Regions from separate parts of the Homo sapiens genome. Here region 2 is linked to region 1. Evidence: read pairs that join two places in POLR2A ChIA-PET (ENCODE). Cell type or tissue: A673. All regions are shown on one strand. Each heading gives the region's core, and the rest is flanking DNA. Links, peaks and the distances in the headings are about the cores only.

Region 1 (2,918 bases), core at 253-2,752:
GTTCGAGACCAGCCTGGCCAACATGGTGAAACCCCGTCTCTACTAAAAATACAAAAAACATTAGCCAGGCATGGTGGTGTGCGCCTATAACCCCAGCTACTTGGGAGGCTTAGGCATGAGAATCTCTTGAACCCGGGAGGTAGAGGTTGCAGTGAGCTGAGATCGTGCCACTGCACTCCAGCTGGGGTGACAGAGCAAGATTCTGTCTCAAAAATTTTTTTTTTTTTAAATTTTTATTGAGAAGGATCTCACTCTGTTGTCCAGGCTGGATTACAGTGGCATGATCTCAGCCCACTGCAGCCTTAACCTCCTGGGCTCAGGCAATCCTCCCACTTCAGCCTCTCAAGTAGCTGAGATTCCAGGCCTGTGCCACTGTACCTGGCTAATTTTTTGTATTTTTTTTTTGTAGAGACTGGGTTTCTCTATGTTGCCCAGGCTGGTCTCGAACTCCTGAGTTCAAGCAATCCTCCCACCTCGGCTTCCCAAAGTGCTGGGATAACAGGTTTGAGTCACTGCGCCCGGCCTGGTTGTAAAATTTGTAACAGATAAAGAGACATGAATAATTGAAAAAATTTTAAAAAACTGTACTTACTTTATTTAAAAAGTTTCAATAGAATTTTAATGTTTTATTAATTATTATTATTATATGAGACGGAGTTCACTCTTGTTGCCCAGGCTGGGGTGCAATGGCACGATCTTGGCTCACTGCAACCTCTGTCTCCCGGGTTCAAGTGATTCTCCTGCCTCAGCCTCCCGAGTAGCTGGGATTACAGGCATGTGCCACCACTCCTGGCTAATTTTGTATTTTTAGTAGATACGGGGTTTCACCATGTTGGTCAGGCTAGTCTCAGAAACTCCTGACTTCAGGTGATCCACCCACCTTGGCTTCCTTAAGTGCTGGGATTACAGGCTGAGCCACTGTGCTTGGCCCGATTTTATTAATTTTATACTGAATTTTGTAATATTCATGTTTTGATCAATTGCATCCTATTAATACTTGGAGTGGTAACTTGATGAAAAAATTTGACACAATTTACAGTCACAGGAATTTTTTTTTTTTTTTTTTTAAAGAGACAGAGTCTCAGACCGGGCGCAGCAGCTCATGCCTGTAATCACAGAACTTTGGGAGGCTGAGGTGGGCAGATCAGTTGAGGCCAGGAGTTCGAGACCAGCTTGGCCAACATGGCGAAATCCCGTGTCTACAAAAAAATAAAAGAATTAGCCAGGTGTAATGATGTGCACCTCTTATCCCAGCTATCCGGGAGGCTGAGGCACGAGAATCACTTGAACCTGGGAGAAAGAGGTTGCAGTGAGCCAAGATCGCACCACTGTACTCCTCCAGCCTGGGCGACAGAGCGAGACTCTATCTCAAAAAAAAAAAAAAAAAAAAGAGACAGAGGCTTGTTCTGTCACTCAGGCTGGAGTACAGTGGTGTGATCATAACTCACTGAAGCACCAAATTCCTGGCTCAGGCTATCCTCCTGCCTCAGCCTCTCAAGTAGCTGGGACTACACTGCACCCAGTAGCACAGGAAATTTTAAACAGTTAAATTGTAAGCCTATTTTTTGTTGTTGCAGAGAAAGGTAATGGGTGTTTACAAAATTTCAAGTATCAAAATATATTACAGTAGGTCCTTTTAAACCTTTGTTATAGAAGTTTGTTCAGCAAATATACTGAACACCTGTGTACTGTGTGCTAAGGACACAATGATGAGAAGACAGGAAATAAGGTAGCTTCCTTGCCCTTGTGTAGCCTGGTCTAATTATGATTAGTTTGCAGAAGTCGTGTACATTGGGTCAGCTGCCACTGGAGTAAGGCAGGCTGGCTCCTCCCAAACCTATTGCTTTCAAAGGATTCATCAGAACAAAAGAATTCCCCTTTATGTGTTCTCTTTAATTTGTCCATATGTAATTTTCTTTTTGTTTTACAACAAAAATTTTAAGTGAAAATTACAATGTAGTGCATAAAACTTAAGTGTAAGATTTGATAAAATTTGACAAATGTTTAAAAAATATATCAGGGCAAAATTAAGTGGGAGAAGCAGAATAGAAATATATGAGAAGAAGTAGCAATGTAAATTTTCTGTTAAAGATTAGTATATATTTTTTAAAATGAGAGTTGGTAGGTATATCAAAACATAATATTTAGATTCATAACCGTTTTTAAAATATATTTATTTTTTCTTTTGAGATGGAGTCTTGCTCTGTCACCAGGCTAGAGTGCAGTAGTGCCATCTTGGCTCACTGCAACCTGCGCCTCCTGGGTTCAAGCGATTCTCGTGCCTCAGCCTCCCGAGTAGCTGGGATTATAGGCATGCGTCACCATGCCCAGCTAATTTTTGTATTTTTAGTAGAGACAGGGTTTCACCACGTTGGCCAGGCTGGTCTCGAACTCCTGAACTCAGGTGATCCGCCCACCTTGGCCTCCCAAAGTGCTGGGATTACAGGTATGAGCCACCATGCCTGGCCGAACAGTGTTTTTTTTTCTCTCCGAGATGAACTCTTGCTCTGTCGCCCAGAGCAAGGGTTGTGGGATCCCACTGCTCTAGGTCACTAAGTCAAAATAGCATCACCAAGAGTCAGAAGATAAGGATGGTCAGCAAGGGGTGATCTCGGCTCACTGCAACCTCTGCCTCCTGGGTTCAAGCGATTCTCCTGCCTCAGCCTCCCAAGTAGCTGGGACTGCAGGTGTGTACCACCACACCCAGCTAATTTTTGTATTTTTAGTAGAGACGGGGTTTCACCATGTTGGCCAGGCTGGTCTCGAACTCCTGGCCTCAAGTGATCCAGCTGCCTCTGCTTCCCAAAGTGGTGGGATTACAGGCGTGAGCCACCGCGCCTGGCCTAACCTGAATAATTTATTTAAATGTTGGTGCTAAGTCATTACAGCAAATGCTTTGAAGATTTTTTTTTTCTAAT
Region 2 (2,918 bases), core at 167-2,666, 140 kb before region 1:
AAATAAAAAATAAAAGTAAAATTAAATGTAAACACTATACAAGGTTCAAATCCTGAATGGCTATTGGATACAGTGTTCCATAGTAAACATTAAAAAAAAAAAAAAGAAAAAAACAGACAATAGATCTTCAAGAACCTTATAATCTAAGATGAAGTCAAGCAATTCTCCTGCCTCAGCCTCCAGAGGAGCTGGGATTACAGGCACGTGCCACCATGACCAGCTAATTTTTGTATTTTTAGGAGAGATGGGGTTTCGCCACGTTGGCCAGGCTGGCCTTCAACTCCTGACCTCAGTTGATCCACCTGCCTCGGCCTCCAGAAGTGCCGGGATTACAGTCATGAGTCACCGTGCCCAGCCTAGGTTTTCTGCTTTTTGTTTTTTTTTTTTTTAAGACAGAGTCTTGCTCTGTCACCCAGGCTAAAGTACAGTGTCACAATCATGGCTCACTATAGCCTTGAACTCCTGGGCTCAAGCAATCCTCCTACCTCAACTTCCCAAATACTTCTGGGAATACAGGCATACGCTGCCATGCCATGCTAATTTTTTTATTATTTATAGAGACAGGGTGTCCCAATGTTGCCCAGGCTGGTCTTTAACTACAAGGTTCATGTAATCCTCCCACCCCGGCCTCTCAAAGTCCTAGGATTACAGGCATGAGCCACTGCACCCAGCTGAATATTAGAATATTTTAAAGCCGAATTCACTATATTACACGAGTTATATATAAGACTGGGTTATATATTAATATAATGAGTACAACAGCCCGAGCATCACAAAGCAGATAATGGAAGGGTAGGTTTAGAGATGAGATAAAAGAAATAGCTACATAATTGTGAGGAGTTGTGTTGCCCATCTCAAATTTACAAATTTTCAGTCTACTTATGAATGAATGCACAATGAAAAGATATTTGTAAGTCAGATGATACAAATTTAAAAGTTATTGAATATTTGTAGTAAGAAAATCTATCAGGCTGGGCGCAGTGGCTCACGCCTGTAATCCCAGCACTTTGGGAGACTGAGGCGGGTAGATCACCTGAGCTCGGGAGTTTCAGACTAGCCTGACCAACATGGAGAAACCCCGTCTGTACTAAAAATACAAAATTAGCCGGGTGTGCTGGCACTTGCCTGTAATCCCAGCTACTCGGGAGGCTGAGGCAAGAGAATCACCTACCACCGGGAAGCAGAGGTTTCGGTGAGCCAAGATCGTGCCACTGCACTCCAGTCTGGGCAGCAAGAGCAAAACTCCGTCTCAGAAAAAAAGAAAATCTATTAATGAAGATATTAAGTCATACACACATATTGGAACTGAATATAGTAAAATAAATACATATGATATCTAGCAGCTGACATAACAAGGCTTATAGTGCTTAATAATGTTTGCAACATATAATCTATTATTCAGCGACCTCAATCACTGTGCATAAATGAAGCATGCTGCCTCTCACTTCCCCTCAAAAAAATGTCCCAAAGGGATACTCACTACTCAAGCCCCATCTATCTCACAAACAAGAGATGAATCACTAACTCTACTCCGAAAAGTCCTGGGTCCTGTCCACTCTCTCTTCCGGTGGAATCAGAAGAAACAAAGAGTTTCCTCCCTGCCACTTTGGGAAGTGTTAAGCGTCTCATGAATATTATAGTTCACAGACTAAAAAGCAACTCAAGAATGCCTCAGTCAGGTTTTCTTCTATGTTCCAAAGAGCACCAAGGAAATTCTGGGCACTTGATAGTGTCCCTGAGAGTAAAACATCAGTATTCACCAAATTACCCTCTTTGCTGCCAAAGAACGATGGGGCTTTGATAATTTTCTCCTTTTAAAGCCAAAAAGATAAGGCATGACTTCAACATTAGCAAAATGTCAAGACCACTCCAATGTGCACTTGTTCTACATCAGCATGTGGGCTGGTTAGCACAGCTCCATGCCTTGGCCAGGGACTGCCCCTAACCCCATTCAGCTGTTTAAAAATGATGGCTAAACAAAGCTAAAATGAGAAAACTCGGCTCTGCCCTATTCCTCCTCAATTTGGAAAAAAACAAAAAGCCCCAAATGTCTATGTCTCTTCATCATAATTCAAAGGAATTACCACCCGGTAAACTCACTGAATTTATAAGCTAGGTCCCTTGTCTCAATTATCAAGCACTTATTAAGCTCCCTAAGCTAGAATATACTCAGGAAATGTGTTCAACAGTAACTAAACGATCATGTAGACTATGTAATTTCTATGTTCAACAAAGAAGTGTCTTGATAATTATATTTTAATATACTCTCTCAGTCCTTATGGAAGACAAAAAACACATCACTAGTTTTTCCATTCCAGGCAATCTGTTAAAAGAAACCAACGTTACTTATAAACAGATTTCAAGCTATCAGGAGAGTAAATTAAAAATATACTTGTGTCTTTTAGATACATTTTTAAAACCATTTGTCAGATTCTTGTTCTGGCAAGAGTCTTAAGACTGGCCACGTAACTTCTTTTTCATTATTTATTTATTTATTTATTTTTTGAGACAAGAGTCTCTCTTGTTGCCCAGGCTGGAGTACAGTAGTGCGATCTTGGCTCACTGCAACCTTCACCTCCCAGGTTTAAATGATTCTTCTGCCTCAGCCTCCAGAGTAGCTGGGATTACAGGCATGTGCCACCATGCTCAGCTAATTTTTGTGTTTTTAGTAGAGAGGAGGTTTCACCATGTTGGCTAGGCTGGTCTCAGAATCCTGACCTAAAGGGATCCACCTGCCTTGGCTCACAAAGTGCTGGGATTACAGGTGTGAGCCACCACACCCAGCCCCACATAACTTCTTAAACTTAAAATTAATCTTTATATTCTAGTGTCTTCCAATTAAATAAATGGAGGCCATGCTCATGACTCACACCTGTAATCCCAGCACTTTGGGAGGCCAAGGTGGGCAGATCACTTTA

What was found. Peaks named below come from ENCODE experiments on the same cell type or tissue, not always from the same donor. Only the 100,000 strongest peaks of a DNase experiment are listed, where the experiment ranks them.
Region 2: POLR2A ChIA-PET joins it to region 1 with 5 read pairs; 5 of 35 experiments call an interaction of 5 or more read pairs at or near these places.

The regions. Positions count from the first base shown.
Region 1 is chr2:42,473,796-42,476,713 of GRCh38, reverse strand. The region is part of intron 1 of KCNG3 (potassium voltage-gated channel modifier subfamily G member 3); the gene reads left to right. Among named protein-coding and RNA genes, the nearest start is that of KCNG3, 19 kb to the left of the region's middle. In A673, for the core only: no CTCF peak of the experiment used is centred there; no DNase peak of the experiment used is centred there.
Region 2 is chr2:42,612,448-42,615,365 of GRCh38, reverse strand. The region is part of intron 4 of MTA3 (metastasis associated 1 family member 3); the gene reads right to left. All of the region lies in intron 2 of LOC105374555 (a long non-coding RNA gene), which reads left to right. Among named protein-coding and RNA genes, the nearest start is that of MTA3, 45 kb to the right of the region's middle. In A673, for the core only: no CTCF peak of the experiment used is centred there; a DNase peak (open chromatin) is centred at 1,545.